Linked DNA regions of Homo sapiens: region 2 is linked to region 1. A link is an interaction called in ENCODE POLR2A ChIA-PET data of the cell type or tissue named here. Cell type or tissue: MCF 10A. All regions are shown on one strand. Links, peaks and the distances in the headings refer to the core of each region. The heading gives the core; the rest is flanking DNA. Region 1 overlaps OSBPL3 (oxysterol binding protein like 3). Region 2 has its middle 35 kb from the start of OSBPL3.

Region 1 (9,148 bases), core at 774-8,773:
TGTTTGGAGCTGCCACTTCCAGTGTACCCAGACCCCTTTCTCTCAGTTTGTTCTAAGGTTCATCTGGTGATTGAGAAAGTGTTCCAGACTGTTGATCATCATTGTGATGATTACCATAAGGATTATTTTCTTCATGAGCTGTTTTGTCTCACATTTTGTAGCAAAAGCTATTCCTGGGATACATGCTGCCTGCTTCTAGTTCATGCCGTTGAACATTTAATGGAGAGTCAGGCATTGACCATTTATTAAATGGAGCTCCAGTTGTGCCTTGATCTAAGTGACTTGGAGTTCTATTTTCATTCATTTGTTCAGCGTTTACTGGGCACCTACTGTACCAGGATCTGAAATAGGTAGTGGATACAAATCTGCAGCTTCTGTTTAGAGTAAGCTTCCTTCCCTGTCTGAACTGTTTGATCACTGATACAATCTGACTGCTTCCTAATGTGCCTAATTCTTTTTCTGATGATCTATTTAGTTTTCATACTGAGAGTAATAATGAATGTTCAATTAATAAACTTTTATTTAAGATGATTATTCAAGTCTGATTACAATTCAGCAGATACGTAATACTTTTTTTTTTAACACAATACTTTAATAAGACACATTTAAACTCAACTTCTGAGCAGCCTTTCTGGCAGGGATAGGAAATTAGAACCTGCTGGTATAATTTTTTTTGAAAGAAACCCCAGGGAAGAGTTGCTTGGTTAGGAAAGATGGGGCTTACTCCTTGGCAGAGCTGACAAATGATGGCATATTGAGAATTGAACTATAGATGGGTTGCCAGAATAATTAAAGTGATGAAGCAAAACTACTTAAGTGAAGGCTTTAATCTTTTAAGATAGTATTATTAGCAAAAGCCCAGAGTATGTATTTATTTACCTTTTAGAGACGGGGTCTCACTCTGTCGTCCAGGCTGGAGCACAGTGGTGTGATCATGGCTCACTGCAACCTTGAAATCCTAGGCTCAAGTGACCCTCCTATCCTAGTCTCTCAAGTAGGTGGGACTACAAGCATGCACCACCATGCCTGGCTAATTTTTAGATTTTTTTGTAGAGACAGTGTCTTGCTGTGTTGCCCAGGCTGGTCTTGAACTCCTGGGCTCCAGGGATCCTACCACCTCTGCCCCCTAAAGTGCTGAGATTACAGGCATTGGCCATCCCAGAGTTATTTTAAATGAGATTGGGGAGGGGAAGCGGGGTTGATAGGGAATTGGGTAGGGAAATATTTTAAATCTGGGAACCTTGATGGTACTCTTGTTTATAGATTCAGCTGATGGTTTGCATATTGGTAGGGCAGGCCTAGAATCCTGGAAATAACCTTACCATAATCTCTATAGAGTTGATGTAATGCACAGTTAAGAATGTTGCAGGATTTTGCATGTGAATATACATATGCCTGGCATGAACCGTATTGAGATACATGATAAATTTGAGTACCTAGTCTCCAAAGGTGGCTCATATGAGCATCTTTCCATATTTATAGAGCAACATCTAAAATTTCATCCAATTTCAGGATATTCTTTAAGGGTATTACAAATAATATTTTAGACATGTTAGATTAGACCATACCTTCTGAGGTTTCTGAGGTTTCGGTTTGCTACAGGGCATTGTATTGAATGTCAGGAGACCTAGATAACCGGTATATGATTAGTGATTACATGACATTGGGCAAAACTTGAGCCTTGTGGGCCTCAGTTTCTCTGTCCTTAAAATAAAAAGTTGGACTATTTATGTTGTGCTTAGCTTCTTAATTTTTTTTCTTAATTCTGTTTAGATTACAGATCCTAACCCACATGAAATATCAGCCTATTGAGCAGAATTTTGTGCATCATTTCAGTGTCTGGGTAGTTCAAGTGCCTCCTGCCTATTGCATTCCAAGACTAAGACTTTACTCAAAGTCTGAGCTCCTTTTTTGAAGCTTGAAAGAATGGCCGGTGGGGAGGCCCCTCTACATTCATTCGTGTTCTTCCTTTTAGTTATTAGATGTTATAATCCAGTTAATAATATCCCCAAGAAGTGTTGCTGTCAACAGTACTAGAGCTCTCTACAGTCTCATTCATGTTGGAATAAAATGATTCCTTTTTATGTTTTAAAAAAAAGAAAACATTTGAGGTCTCACTGGAAGTGTTTATTCATTTGAGCTGAAAGATGTACCGTGGGTGTTGTGATTTTGGAGAGCTTCTGCAGCAGGTTTATGTCTAGAATGTTTTGTCCCTGTTTGTGTTTGTTTAGACTGAAATTAATAGTTTTTCTTGCAAGCTATGAGGATCATTAATACAGGTTTCTCCCCCGTGGTGTGTTTGTCAGCCCTTACATGGAAGAACAAAATGAAAGAATATTTCTTGTTTTAAGCTCAAAGCTTACGTCTTTACCATTAAATTGGGGAACTTGGGGGAAGAAAATCCTGTGTGTGTGGGTAGGGGGAAGGGATTTGTGTATATGCACAATAATTAAGTTTAAGTCATAAATACTAATAGTCTTCTGGCTTTTGTAAACCAGATTTCTTTCCTGGATCTAAAAGTGTTTTTATTTTTTGTGCCCACATCTGTAGTCATGGATTTGATGTATATATTTAATAACATTCAGTGATTTATTTTTCGGTTCACCTTTTTCATTTTTCCCCTTTCTTTTTACCAGAAGGAATATGAAGTTACATATAAATTCTGCATAATTGAAAAAGTGATTTTGATTTACTTTTTACTTGAGCAAGGAGTTGCTTTTACTTAAAGGCATTTTTATTTTTAAGAAATTTGAAAAAACCCCACTTAAGGATCCACTTACATTAGGCCACTAGCAAATATTTTTAGATAAGATTTTGATTGATTTCTTTCAGTCTGATTCCATAATCTCAAATTTCTTCGTTTCTTTTCTCCTACTTTCCATCCTCTTGATGCTACAATCAATAATTTGATTTGGGAGATTCTTTCTTTTTGTTGGGGCTGGTGGTGGGGAGGGAGATCGTTGTTTTGAATATTAAATGATCATTTAATGGGGCTTTGACACAATATCATATAAATGCAACTTTAATCCATTCATTCAGATTTAAGGCTTAGCTTTATATAAAATATGAAGCTTAATTTTTTTTTTCAACTCAAGTTCAGTCTCCTCTGATTTTGTAACAGACTTCTAACTGTTGAGCATTGACTTTAAACAGTCCTCTGTGGTGACTTGAGTTCCAAATTACATAACCACTTTAATTCTGCACTAATTTGTTCTGAATGACCCTCTTTCTTTCATTTCACCCTTAACATCTTTGGCTAAGAAATTTTACATGTTTTTGTTTTGTTTTGTTTTGTTTTTTGAGACGGAGTCTCACTCTGTTGCCCAGGCTGGAGTGCAGTGGCACGATCTCCGCTCACTGCAAGCTTCGCCTCTTGGGTTCGTGCCATTCTCCTGCCTCAGCCGCCCAAGTAGCTGGGACTACAGGCACCCGCCACCGCGCCTGGCTAATTTTTTGTATTTTTAGTAGAGACGGGGTTTCACCATGTTAGCCAGGATGGTTTCGATCTCCTGACCTCGTGATCCGCCCGCCTCGGCCTCCCAAAGTGCTGGGATTACAGGCGTGAGCCACCGCGCCCGGCCTACATGTTTTGTGTATTGAACTAAATAGTTTCTGTTTTTCCCTTTTGAGACCTTTGATGAGTTTAACTCTTTCTATATTTCTTGGATTTCAAGTTGTAAGCCCTAGTTATAAGGACTTAAATGAATATTGATACAGGCATTTCGATTCTCTAGAGATCTGCTTTCACCAATATGTGTGTGTGTGTGTTTGTGTGTATTTTTGTATGCACATGTCAACGTGGATGGATATTTGTTCCTGGAGCCTTAATTGCATTACTAATGTTTATTCTGGTAAAGAAAGGCAGTGTGGCAAAATGACATGTTTTCTTAGGAGCTTTTGTGCTGGCACTCCATGCTGTTATGAATACTTTTTATGACCTGGCTTATGAATCTAATCATTTATAATAGCATTTCTGTGGGGAAAACAATGGATTGCAAATTCCAAGCTGTTGACTTATAAACATATTTTTGAAGCATGAAGTATTGATAAATTGGAGACTGTTGAAATAGTCCATAAGGCCTGGGCTTAGTTTGGGGCCCATGAAAGCAGAGCCTGAAGCAAGGAGTTGGGTGCAAATAATTTATTTGGGAGGTGATCTTAGGAAGCAGCGCTGAGGGAGCGGGGAGAGAGGCAGGGAAGGAGAAAGTCAATAATAACAGAGTGTGTTATAGTTAGAGCATTTACACAGCCATCCCTGTACCCCTCTGCTTGAGGTTGTGCACTGGGCCATTTGTACTTCCGCCTTTCTGGGTCACTCTTGCCTTCAGGCTGAGTTGATGCCACCCAGCTTCAAAGAAGGCTCTGGGGACAAAAGAGACACTTATGCTGTCTTTAGTGGGAGCTGTCAGCTTGAGGCCACCCTACTCTGAACTCCCCGCCATGGCAATGGCTGAAATCAGAGGTGGGTGGAGGGAATATGACAAGGGGACATCAAGAGGATCTGCTGCCAACATCCAAAATGGATTGATTATATACAGTTCAGCTAACCTATTTCATTGAATCAAAGACTGTCAATTGTAAGATCCCCCATTAATTTATGTACCACTAAGAAAGAAAATGTCCCACTGAGGAAGGAAAATATGCTGCCAGGTAAACTATGATGGCTGTTAAATGTGAGACACACCCAATGTCAGAGATATTAAAATATGAGAAAGAGTGTGTTCCAGACTTGGTGGAACACAGTATGTGATGAATACTGTGAAGCTATGCTGTAGGTCTGTATGTCATATTATGGAAAGATGTCAGGAATACATTGTTAAATGAAAATGGCAGGTTATACAGTGTGTAAAATGTGGTTCTGTTAACGTGAATAAGCAAATTGATAAATTCTAGGTGAATTTACGCTCAACTACTAATATGAATTCTCCCCAGTGTGGTGAGATTACTCACAATGTTTTCATGGTGAGATACGCCTGGTGTGACACAGTTTACAAAGGAAAAATAAAGAAGTAGAAGTCTAGAGACATCATGATATGCAGACTCTTTTGATAAGTCATTAACATCATAAAAGCCAGATCTAAAACCTCCTCCTGGAAATTGTTTAATTAATTTCTGTTTCTGTTGACTAGGAGCAGTGTTGTTATTACGAACAACTGATTTCCTGTGATGACTCATAATTCAGCCATATACTTTGTATCCACACCTCGGAAGAGCTTGTCCTGAGGGACCTCCATCTACCCTCTCAGTTAAGATACTTCTGATGTCTTTCTTCACTCTTCATGACAGAGGGCTTAGTGAGATTAGCTGGCTTCAGTATTAGCCTAGGTAGACAAATACCAAGTAAAGATGTAGAATTAAGGATCCTGAGATTTTTAATAGATGATTTGGGAATTATTTACTCAAAGAAAAGATGGAGACATCCTCTTCCATAGAATGGATAATAGAATAGGGCTGGAAGAAGGTATTGCATTATCACCCAATCCTATACACCATCTGATTCTGTAATCTACACAACTTTGCTGATGGACATCATTTAGCCTCTGAAAGCTTTTTCAGTGACTCAGTACCATTGCATGAAACCCATTCCAGCTGTGAGCTATCAAATTGTTAGAAGGGTCTTTTTAAAAAAAAAATGAGGTAAATCTGCTTGCTTTGACTTCCACCTGTAAGCCATAGGTCTACCTTCTGAAGTATTAATAGAAAAGTTTAATTCTTTTGTATAGAAGTACTTCAGCTATTTCCTCTGAAGTAGAATAAGTCTGATGTCTTCTGTACAACAATGCTTCAAATATTTGAAAATACTTTTCTGTCTTCTCCTAAGACTTTCTTTTTAGGCTATCATTCCCAGACTTGAAACCACTTGAGAATCTTCTCTCTCTCGCTTTGTCTTCCGTAGCCAAGGGAGACCGTTTCTCTGTGATGTGTCCTTGTTGTTAGCTCCAGCTCAAGGGATTTCTATATAGGTCTGTGAGCTTGCTGTATGGTATATGATAGGTCGTCTTAGTTTGATTTTTTTATTTCTTGAAAAAGATTTAGAAATGAACATTGGATTAAAAAAATCATTCTTAAAGCTTAATCTGTGATATAATCTCTTGCATCTTTGGCACACAGTGAATGGATAGAGCTCTTTGGGGACATTATATTGTTCCCCTGTACAGTGTCAAATTACCAACACCGATCACAGAATCTGGCACATGGGTAGTATGCAATGAGTGTGTGTGTGTGTGTGTGTGTGTGTGTGTGATTTAATTGGATATGTATGTATACATATATACACATGCATATATTACTTGTGTTCAGATTATAGTTTAGTTTGTAGCATATTTCTAATGTTCAAATTTCAATAAATACTGTGCTATCTACTCAGAAATAGTGATTCCTAGATATTTTTGGCAATATTTGGCTTCCTTCTTACCCATATAGATAAGTTGTTGGTATGGTTAGGGATTAAATATTATGCTAAAAATGTTACTTTGAAATTCATTTCTTGATAGGGACTGAGGAAAGGTAGTTTCTGTGAAATAAAAATATGCAGCTTTCAGGGGTAGTCACGTGGGGAGCAAAAGCAGCAGTCAGGAGTGATGCTCTGGAGGCTTCTGGTGCCTGGGTAAAGCCAGGCTGCACACATGCTGTGAGCTGATTCCTTCTGTAGCCATTGAACTCTACCTGGAAGAGCTTTATTCAGAGAATTTCCTAGCTGTCTTTTTTTCTATGTTAATACATTTTTGGCAGGAGGATAGTGAATAGTGACATCCCACACATTTATAGGAACTCAGTTTTGCTTTTATTTTCTAAATCCTTTGTTATGGAATTATAGAAGGCTTTCTTAGAAGGGACCTTAGAATCTTAGAACCTCCATCTGTTGTTTTACTCCTTTCTACAACACCTTGACTTGACCATCATCAAGGATGGGGCACTCCTGACTTTGTTTTTAGACAGCTCTATGCCTTGCTAGAACTCAGCAGTCCAGCCTTCTGTGGTACAGATTGTTTTCTTTGTTGTACAATTTAAAGACATGAAAGCGGCAAGAATAATGAACAATAATGCTTATCCTTTTCGTTTTGAGCACAAGCCAAACAGCAAACCTTTATTGGATTCCTGATGAGTGTTGTGGGAAAGAAAAAGAGTTAAGACAGTTCTTATCCTCACAAAGCAGATGATATAGATGGAGTCAATTTCTCTCTCTCCTCACTCTCCTCTTTCTCTTTCTCCCACACATCCCTGCTACTTCAGCTCATGAATCCAAAGCATATGATAAAAAATGATGTGAGCAGAGGAGGGAGAAATGTTTGCCACATGGAGTGGATAAGATGGACCTGAGCCTGCCCTTCTTAATGGCAGGACTCTGGTGGTGTGGCCTTTTGTTGCTTAGGAGTCCAAAGTCCAAAAGCAGCTTTGTAACCCTCTTGTTAGGCTAATAATTCAGTTAAGCTTAGCGTATTCAACAAAACAAGATACTTGTACTGAGCAAAATAACAGATAATGTCTGTTACTTCCCTCTTAATGTCTCATATCTAAAATATAGTCTTCTACCTAAACACATTTTTTTAACTAATGGAAACTTACCCCTTTAAGCACTGTGGAAGTTTTAAAAACTGACCAGAAGTTCTTTCATTGATAGGTGAGGTCTGTGTACCCTTCTCTTAAATACGAGTTGGTTTGTGTCTGCTCCAACCAATAAAAGTACGGCAAAAATAACGCTATGTGACAACTTAGTAGTCTAGGTTGTAAAAGGCTGTGCAATTTCTGCTTACTTCTCTTGGGACATTAGCTCTGACCATGCTAACTGCCAAGTAGAAGTATGGCTACTCTGAGATTCTATGCTGGAGAAACCATGTGTAGGTGACCCAGCCAGCAGCCCCAGCTGAGCTCCCAGCTGAGCTCCCAGCTGACAGCCGGCATTGACTACCAGCCTTGGGAGGGAGCCACCTAGGACACCTACCCAGCTGAGCCTTCAGATGACTCTAGCCCCACCTAGCTCCAGCCCCACCTGGCATCTGATTGCCATCAAATGAGAGACCCTGAGCCAGAGCTGCCCAGCCCAGCCTTTCCTGAATTCTTCACCATTTAAATTATGAGCCAGATAAAATAGCTGCTATGTTTTGGGGTACTTTGTTACTTAACAATACTAACTGGAACAAGTACTAAGAAATAAAAATGTTTGAAATCAACTGTTTATGCATCACTCTAAAATGTATTCTCCACTGTATTCTTTCTTTGAACAGAGCCTTAACATAATTCGAACCTCTTATGAACGAACAATCAGCATCTTACCTCTTACATTGTGATTAATGTAGTTATGTCCTCAAGCTATAAAATGAGTTGCAAAGGGACTCTAGACTGCTTAGCTTTTCAGGGTCTTACGTGTACTTCTATTTTTTTCCCCTTGCTGCCAGTAATCATTTCACCGTATCAGAGTGTGCCACTTTCAACATGTTCAACCACATTTGGAATCATTGTGTTCAAATTCAGATACTGCCCTTCGTGCAGGATGTTTTCAACAAGTATTTAGTGAGTGCTTACTTTGTGTCTGGCCTTGTTCTAGGTGCTAGATGAGATGTTAAGCTTTAAGATAGCAGTGATTTTTGTCACTGATATATCTCCAATTCCTAGAATAATATCAATACCTGGTGTCACTAAGTCTATGTTGAATGAATAAATATACAGGACACTGTGTTAGGTGGTCAGAGCACATACTCATGATGGATTCTGCCATTAGAAGAGTGAATAGGATGGAGAAAGAACTGGAAACCATGTTGTGGGAGAATGAATGAATTAAATGGAGATGTTTAGCCTGGAAAAAAGAAGGGTTGATTGAAGGAGGGAAGGATTATCATGTGGAAGAGAAATGGTACTAGATTTGAAATGAAGTGTTTTTCTTTTTTATTTGTTCCTTTATTATCAAGTGATAATATTACTTAAGATAATATAGGTGGTAAACTCCACCCAAGACTTGATACTCAAGTAATCAAATTTTGAGTAGGGTTTGCCACCAAAGGACCTGGCAGTGGCGGTTTTGGTTTAAGAATGCTGCTTTCTCAAATACGAGGAAAAATCTAGTCATGGAATCTATCAGGAAAAGAAAATCAGATGTTAACTCCATTGGGCCAGAATTATTGTTTCCTGTTTTCTGGTTTCTAAAATATTT
Region 2 (9,148 bases), core at 800-8,799, 66 kb before region 1:
AGATCAACAGGATCCCAAGGCAGAGGAATTTTTCTTAGTGCAGAACAAAATGAAAAGTCTCCCATGTCTATTTCTTTCTACACAGACACGGCAACCATCCGATTTCTCAATCTTTTCCCCACCTTTCCCGCCTTTCTATTCCGCAAAGCCGCCATTGTCATCCTGGCCTGTTCTCAATGAGCTGTTGGGCACACCTCCCAGACGGGGCGGTGGCCGGGCAGAGGGGCTCCTCACTTCCCAGTAGGGGCGGCCGGGCAGAGGCGCCCCTCACCTCCCGGACGGGGCGGCTGGCCGGGCAGGGGGGCTGACCCCCCCACCTCCCTCCCGGACGGGGCGGCTGGCCGGGCGGGGGGCCGACCCCCCCACCTCCCTCCCGGACGGGGCGGCTGGCCGGGCAGAGGGGCTCCTCACTTCCCAGTAGGGGCGGCTGGGCAGAGGCGCCCCTCACCTCCCGGACAGGGCGGCTGGCTGGGCGGGGGGGCTGACCACCCCCCACCTCCCTCCCGGACGGGGCGGCTGGCCGGGTGGGGGGCTGACCCCCCCACCTCCCTCCCGGATGGGGCGGCTGGCCGGGCAGAGGGGCTCCTCACTTCCCAGTAGGGGCGGCTGGGCAGAGGCGCCCCTCACCTCCCGGACGGGGCGGCTGGCCAGGCAGGGGGGCCGACCCCCCCCAACCTCCCTCCCGGACGGGGCGGCTGGCCGGGCGGGGGGCCGACCACCCCACCTCCCTCCCGGACGGGGCGGCTGGCCGGGCGGGGGGCCGACCCCCCCACCTCCCTCCCGGACGGGGCGGCTGGCCGGGCAGAGGGGCTCCTCACTTCCCAGTAGGGGCGGCTGGGCAGAGGCGCCCCTCACCTCCCAGACGGGGCGGCTGGCCGGGCGGAGGGCTGACCCCCCCCCACCTCCCTCCTGGACAGGGCGGCTGGCCGGGCAGAGGGGCTCCTCACTTCCCAGTAGGGGCGGCTGGGCAGAGGCGCCCCTCACCTCCCAGACGGGGCGGCTGGCCGGGCGGAGGGCTGACCCCCTCACCTCCCTCCCGGACGGGGCGGCTGGCCAGGTGGGGGGCTGACCCCCCTACCTCCCTCCCGGACGGGGCGGCTGGCCGGGTGGGGGGGCTGACCCCCCCATCTCCCTCCCGGACGGGGTGGCTGGCCGGGCTGAGGGGCTCCTCACTTCCCAGTAGGGGCGGCCGGGCAGAGGCGCCCCTCACCTCCCGGACGGGGCGGCTGGCCGGGCGGGGGGCTGACCCCCCCACCTCCCTCCCGGACGGCACGGCTGGCCGGGCGGGGGGGCTGACCCCCCACCTCCCTCCCGGATGGGGCGGCTGGCCGGGTGGGGGGCTGACCCCCCCCCACCTCCCTCCCGGACGGGGTGGCTGCCGGGCGGAGACGCTCCTCACTTCCCAGATGGGGTGGCTGCCGGGCGGAGAGGCTCCTCACTTCTCAGACGGGGCAGCTGCCGGTCGGAGGGGCTCCTCACTTCTCAGACGGGGTGGTTGCCAGGCAGAGGGTCTCCTCACTTCTCAGACGGGGCGGCCGGGCAGAGACGCTCCTCACCTCCCAGACGGGGTCTCGGCCGGGCAGAGGCGCTCCTCACATCCCAGATGGGGCGGCGGGGCAGAGGCGCTCCCCACATCTCAGACGATGGGCGGCCGGGCAGAGACGCTCCTCACTTCCTAGATGTGATCGCGGCTGGGAAGAGGCGCTCCTCACTTCCTAGATGGGATGGCGGCCGGGCGGAGACGCTCCTCACTTTCCAGACTGGGCAGCCAGGCAGAGGGGCTCCTCACATCCCAGACGATGGGCGGCCAGGCAGAGACACTCCTCACTTCCCAGACGGGGTGGCAGCCGGGCAGAGGCTGCAAAGGCTGCAATCTCGGCACTTTGGGAGGCCAAGGCAGGCGGCTGCTCCTTGCCCTCGGGCCCCGCGGGGCCCGTCCGCTCCTCCAGCCGCTGCCTCCCGGGCGGCGCTCGCCGGCGCGGCGGCAAAGACTGAGACAGCTCCGCTGCCCGCTGAACTCCATCCTCCCGGCGGTCGGGCGGCGGCGGCTGCGGTCGGTCGCCGACTTTATATATTTCTTATGCATATTCCTAATTAGCTTTCCAAGAAGGCTGAATAAATTTACAGTTCTGCCAACAGGATATGAAAGTACTTGTTTCCTATAAAATAAGTTTTTGTTATTGATTACTATTAAATGTTTCTATATTATGAAAAATTTTGCATATTTGGGCCTAAATATTTTTTGTAACTTGTTTGCCTTATAACTATTTATAATAGCTATTAAGATTGTCCAATCATATTTTTTGTGACTTTTTTTGCATTTACTTTAGGTTTAAAAAGTCTTTTCTTATCTAGCTGTTGGAAACAATATATTTTCTTCTAATTGTTGTGGCTTTTTATTTTTATTTTGTTTTTTATTTCATTTCATTTTTCTTCTTTACATTTAGCTCTTTGATTCATGTAGGATTTATTTGGATGATATTGTAAGGCAAGAATCTAAGCTGATTTATTTTCTCCTAATACCTTTGATTAAATTTCCTTTTATTAATTGGATGATTCTTCTCTTTTTAATTGATTTATAATGTCTCCTTTATAATAAATTGAATTAGTTTATATGCTATAATTTGCTTCTTAGCTATCTATGCTGATTCTTGATTTGTATGTTAGTTCTCATTTAGAATTTAGTTTTTAAATAGGTTTTTGGTTTTTCATAGGGTTTTTGTCTGTTTGAAGTTTTGTTTGTTTATATTTTTGCTAAGCATGTTTTCCCATAATTATTTAACCTTTTCAAATATTATTTTGACTATATTAGTCTCTTTACTCTTCTGGATCAACTTTAGAATTTTTTTTTTTGAGTTACAAAAAAAGTCCCTTTGGATTTTAGACTAGGATACTTAAAGCTATGAAACAACATATGGATAACTGTTTTTTTCTTTAATATTTAGTCTTCCATACAGGAATGTATTTTTTTATATCTCTTCATTTATTCAAAGCTTACTCTCTCTCTCTCTCTCTAGATATGGAGAAACATATATATGTATATATGTTTCTCCATATCTAGAGAGAGAGAGAGAGAGAGTAAGCTATATATATGTACACACACACACACATTCCATAATAATGGAAATTTGGATACTGTTTGATTGCTGATTGGCTCTTGACCCACCCACTTGTCAAATGTCAGCAAACTGAAGTTCCAGCAGACGGCTCCTTCTTGGGTAGGGAGAAGGCATTGAGTAAGGCTCTGTATTCCCAGTATTTTCCAGCATAGACTCCCTGAATTGGATCAGTGGAATGCATGCCAACTAACGAGGAGATTTCTGGAAACTTCCCTCTGTCCTGGAGTTCTCAGCCAGCCACAGGACCCAGAATTGTCACCATTAATATTTAAGCTAGAGTGGAATTGCTACCAGTCAACATCTATTAAAATCCAAGGAGTGGATACAGATTTGAATAAAGCAGCAAGAGAATCCAAGCCACCCTGCATAGGCTTATTCCAGTCACTTTATTGATCTTGCAGTCATTCAACACGCATTTTATACCGTTGAAATCATTGAACCCCACTTACTGTGCTATGGCAGCATACTACCTATATATGGCGGTATGGTTGACTTCAAATCACTATAATGCATGGCCCTTCACTATTCCAAATATTAAATCCACAGATACAAAGAATATTCTGTATTTGGATTAGGAAGAGACAAAAATATTTACCCCTGATTGTAATTCTGATTTTCTTGCTCTGGAAAAATTATTTGGACCCTTGGGTGGTTCATGAGAGTACTCGCACAGGACTTGGCCTCATGAGCTGATGTAGGATAGCAGCCACTAGCCCTTTACTCCACAAAGGGCTCCACTGAACTCTTCACTATGCCACTCACAGCCACCTGCCATGCACATTATTTCTTCCAATATGCCAGATACAAAGGTAGGATTCCCACGCCTATGCAGCTTCAATGACAGTGTTTTGTAAAGAGGCGGCAAGTACCAGTGGGATAGGTAGTCAACTATTTTGCTCAACTTGAGGGGACTCAGGAAGACCTCTACCCCAGATATCTCCCCCTACTCAGATGCTACAGTTCTCAACACCCACTATTAGAAATTCAGTACTTTTGGGCTAAACATTCTTGTTTCTCTTTAGATGTCATTTAATATGTAAATCTAGTTTTGGAGGTGCAAACTCATTAACACCTTACTTGAAAATAGTTTCTCAAAATTAAAGAAACTGACACTATTTAGAAACGTAAACCCTGGGGGTTGGAGAAATCCTCTGAAAGGGATGTTGGGGAGGAGGAAACGGGAGAAACTGTGGAAGGCAAGTTGACTATTTTGTGATTTTGCCAGGCACAGCCTTAGATACAGAACCATGACTGATTTCATATAAACCATTATACATGTTTATTGGTGTTATTTCCAGACATTTTATACTTTTTTTTTTTTTTGATAAAGAACCTTGCTGTGTTGCCCAGGCTGGAGTGCAGTAGCGCAATCTTGGCTCACTGCAACCTCCACCTCCTGGGTTCAAGCGATTCTCCTGCCTCAGCCTCCCAAGTGGCTGGAACTACAGGTGCCTGCCACCATGCCCAGCTAATTTTTTTTGTATTTTTAGTAGAGGTGGGGTTTCACTATGTTGGCCAGGGTGGTCTTGAACTCCTGACCTTGTGATCTGCCCGCCTCGGCCTCCCAAAGTGCTGGGATTATAGGCGTGAGCCACCGTGCCCGGCCAACATTTTATACTTTAATTAACATTATTAGTACAACTTTAAAAAAATTTATCTCCCCTTTTTTTAATCGCTTCTTCACCAAGGATTTATTGGCTGCTATTGTAAATCCTTTATATTTGAGAAGACTAATGTATTAGTCAGGGTTCCCCAGAGGAACAGAACCAATTAGATGTGTGTATATATCAGGAGAAATAGATTTATTTTAAGGGATTGACTCACACAGTTATGGAGGCTAGCAAATCCCAAATCTGTAGGGTGGGCCAGCAAACTGACTCAGGAAGAGGTGATGTTGCAATTCATGTCTGAAGGCCGTCTGCTGGCAGAATTCCTTCTTATTTGGAGGCAAGCCTTCATGTTATTAAAGCCTTCAACTGATTGGATGAGGTTCACCTACATTTTGGAGGATAATGTGCTTTATTCAGAATTCACCAATTTATATGTTAATCCCACCCACAAAAACACCCTCACACATATATCCAGAATAATGTTTGGCCAGGCCAGGCACGGTGCCTCATGCCTGTAATCCCATCACTTTGGGAGGCCAAGGCAGGAGGATTGCTTGAGCCCAGTGGTTTGAGTCCAGTCTGGGCAACATAGTGAGACTCTGTCCCTTAAAAAAATAACAAATAAATAATAATGTTTGTCCAAATATCTGGGCATCGTGGCCCAGCCAAATTGACACATAAAATTAACTATTACAACAAATTTCCCAAGTCTGTCTCAAATCCTTAAATTTAATATAGTGCAGATACAATTTAAATAAAAACTCCAAAGGTTGCCTTGAGCTAGGGCTCCTGGTAAAGGCCAGACTCACTCACTGGCTAAGTAACATGATGCTGCTTGCTATCAACTCAGAACCACTTGTCTCTCTATTTGTTAGACTAGTAGTTCTCAAAGTTTTTGTTCCAGGACCTCTTCACACTCTAAAAATTATTGAGGACCCCAAAGAACATTTTTTTTGCTCATGTAGGGTAAATTCTATGATATTTACCATATTGTACCATAAAACTAATACATTTTTAAATGTTTACTAATGCATATGCAGACAACCAATAACAAAGTCAGTCAATGTTAACATAAGCAACATTTTTATGTTCAATAACTATATTTCCCAAAACAACAAAAAATACTGAGAAGAGTGACATTGTTTTACATTTTTAGAAATTTGATGCAATGTAAAGTAACTGGATTTTTATAGCTGTTTCTGCATTCAATTTGTTACCATCTATTAAAGTATATGGAAACAATCTGGCTTTGCACAAACATGAAATTGGAAAAGGAGAAGTATTTTATTAGCCTTTTTAGATCCTTGGATATTCTTCTTCTAAACCATATGTTACATACTACCAAATACCCATTGTTTATCAGCCAGTAGTCTTTTTAAGCAAAGATAATGTTCCACGGGGGAAAAAGCGAGCAAATAAAAAACACCTAGCTCAACTCACAACTCCAATACAAGTAGTCTGGAACCACAGATGTAGTCCTGGGCACAAAGGAGAGTGCGGAACAGTGGGGAGCGACTCTGAAGAGGGGAGCAGATGAAACCCAGCCCATCCTCTTTAGAGCTGACGATGAAAAAGGATGGCTGTTTAAAAGGCTTGTCATTCTGGAGGTCATCAGCACATGTCCCGTTTGGTTGATTTGGGGCCCCAGAGTGCTCTCTGAGGCCCCCTGACCATTTTGGCTTCCACCAACTGCTTTGCTCAGATTCTAAGACCTGCGCACCAGGAGCCTGACTTTCACCTTAGCTTCACCATCTGGTTTTGGGGGCTTTGTCCAAGCTCAGAGCACTACCGTGCTGGGCTCAAGCTTGTCCAGCTTCTGACCCCGGACATGTTCTCCACAACCATGTCCCTTTGAGTCTGAAGTGCTGATCCTCCCTTTGGTTGTAGAGCTTTTTATTTTTCCTTGGAATTTATGACCCAGCAATTGCAAGACATGAGCCTGTCTTTTGAATTAAAAAAAGTTCTAAAAATGGATATTTTCTCTTTTTTAAAAATCTCTCAGTGGCTAAACAAATATCTACTACATGATATCTTTGGGGATGGAGAAAAATTTGTATTTCAATAGAAACTATACACTGTCTAGGGCATATCCTTCTAAATGATCAAATGATCAAATCCTTGTTCATTGTCCTTTTTTTTTTTTTTTTTTTTGAAACAGTCTCACTCTGTCACCCAGGCTGTAGTGCAGTGGCATGATCTCAGCTCACTGCAACCTCTGCTTCATGGGTTCAATAGATTCCTGTGGCTCAGCCTCCTAAGTGTCTGGAATTAAAGGCACGCCCCGCCACCACACCCAGCTAATTTTTGTATTTTTAGTAGAGACAAGGTTTCGCCACATTGGGGAGGCTGGTTTCTAACTCCTGACCTCAAGTGATTTGTCCAACTTGGCCACCAGAAGTTCTGGGATTACAGGCATGAGCACCATGCCTGGCCTCATTGTCTTTTAGCCCTATTTATTGTCTTTGTAAGTTGTAGGTAACTGATAGATATGTAAATTCTGTCTTGCCAGTCAGTGATTTTAATTAACTTCCTCCTTATGTGGAAAAACCAGCTTTGTCTTTCTTTGCAATTATTTTGTGAGATAAACAATGTTCCTTATTGCTTAAATTGGGTTTTCTATTACTTGCAGCCAAAAGCCTCCTAAATGACATATCCCCTGTGAATCAGGGTCAGTAATACAGTGCTGCCTGTCCCCACAGGTTTATTGTGTAAAAACTCTGAAAGATGCTTGATGAAACTTATTTTAAATGATGACAGATAGTAAGTGGGAAGGATGACACATGTGTGCCCTTAGGTGGCTGGATGCTTTTTTTTTTTTTTGAGTCCAAGGATTAGAAAAGAAATTATATATACTCACTCTAGGCTTTAACATAGTTGCAGTTGTTATTTTTGATACTAACTTACAAAACCAAGTCTCACTCACATATTTACATTAAACTGGAAGTAGCCATTGGAATTCAAGGAAAAATGGTCAAGTAGAAAAGTCTTCAGTTAATGGAATATTAATAATACAGTGATCAATACTACAAGGTGTAATTTATTGCCATTGCATTTCATTGTCAGCACTTCATCTGTTGATCATTTGTTTCAGTCCTGCAGGTGGCTGAGTTTGTAGCTCACCATAGAACTGAGTGCTAGTTTCTAGCATAATACCCAAGGCCCTTCTGTCATCTTTAAGGGATGATACTTAGTTACAGTTTGGGCAAGCTTTTAGTACATATACAAGAGACCATTTATGGATTCCCTTTGTTGATTACAGTTACCATAAAACTTCTCTCCAACTATAGAAACCACCCCTGCCCCCCAATTTGCAGGCACTTGTAAATTAGAGCCTTTCTTTTTTTTTTTTCTATTTGTCTAAGCATGCCCTGAAAATTGGGTTTCCATTTAGGGTGATAAAAATGCTCTGGAGCTACATGGTTGCTATGTTTGCACAAAGTTGTGACTGTACTAAACATCACTGAATTATACATGGTTGTACATTGGCTGTACATTGTAAATGGTTAAAATGGTAACTTTAATGTATGTATATGCATTTTATCACAATAAAAAAATAGCTTGGGCTGGACTCAGTGGCTCACGCCTGTAATGCTAGCCCTTTGGGAGGCCAAGGCAGGCGGATTACCTGAGGCTGGTCAGGAGTTCAAGACCAGCCGGCCAACATGGTGAAACCCCTGTCTCTACTAAAAATACAAAAACTAGCTGTGTGTGGTGGTGTGTGCCTGTAATCCCAGCTACCCGGGAGGCTGAGGCAGGAGAATCATTGGAACCTGCGAGGTGGAGGCTGCAGTGAGCCGAGATCGTGCCGCTGCACTCCAGCCTGGGTGACAGAACGAGACTCCATCTCAAACAAACAAACAAACAAACAAAAAATTACTTGAAAAAAACTTAAAAAACCCTTTCCAATTATTTTGATGTGAAGCCAGGTTTCAGAAGATCTGCATGAGAAATGGAAGATACACCTAAGAAATAGCTAATTCTAAGAGAAGAGATTTGAGGTACCCAAGCTTGACCTAAGAATAGTCCTCCAGCTCAGAGAGGAGGGTGAGTTGTAGGCACACTTGGTTTCTGTCACCAAGCCCTTATAGGTATGAATGTTCAAGACACCTTCAATAAAAGAGCAAATATTAATTAGAAGATGCAATTCAAAATGGCCGACTGAGCGGGCATTGACTTACCCTTCCTTTCCAATCCCTTTTGACAGAATGAAAATGAAAGCTAGGAGACAAAACAAGACAAACAAAATCTAATCAGCATCAGGACAGAAGAATGGACTCAGTTGAAAATCAAATCAGAGGAAGACTGAGCTGAGGGGTTCTCCCAAAATGATGGAAAATAAGAGAAAAAAATGAGTTATGAAGGATAGATCTAAAGTTTCTAATAACTTTATCATAGGTCATCCAGAGATGTTGAAAAGGT

The links. ChIA-PET counts read pairs that join two places held together with the same protein. Peaks named below come from ENCODE experiments on the same cell type or tissue, not always from the same donor. Only the 100,000 strongest peaks of a DNase experiment are listed, where the experiment ranks them.
Region 2: POLR2A ChIA-PET joins it to region 1 with 5 read pairs; 2 of 35 experiments call an interaction of 5 or more read pairs at or near these places.

Annotation. Positions count from the first base shown.
Region 1 is chr7:24,944,874-24,954,021 of GRCh38, reverse strand. The region is part of intron 1 of OSBPL3 (oxysterol binding protein like 3); the gene reads left to right. Among named protein-coding and RNA genes, the nearest start is that of OSBPL3, 31 kb to the left of the region's middle. RefSeq lists an enhancer at 2,917-3,416. In MCF 10A, for the core only: no CTCF peak of the experiment used is centred there; no DNase peak of the experiment used is centred there.
Region 2 is chr7:25,010,758-25,019,905 of GRCh38, reverse strand. No RefSeq gene overlaps it. Among named protein-coding and RNA genes, the nearest start is that of OSBPL3, 35 kb to the right of the region's middle. In MCF 10A, for the core only: no CTCF peak of the experiment used is centred there; a DNase peak (open chromatin) is centred at 4,995.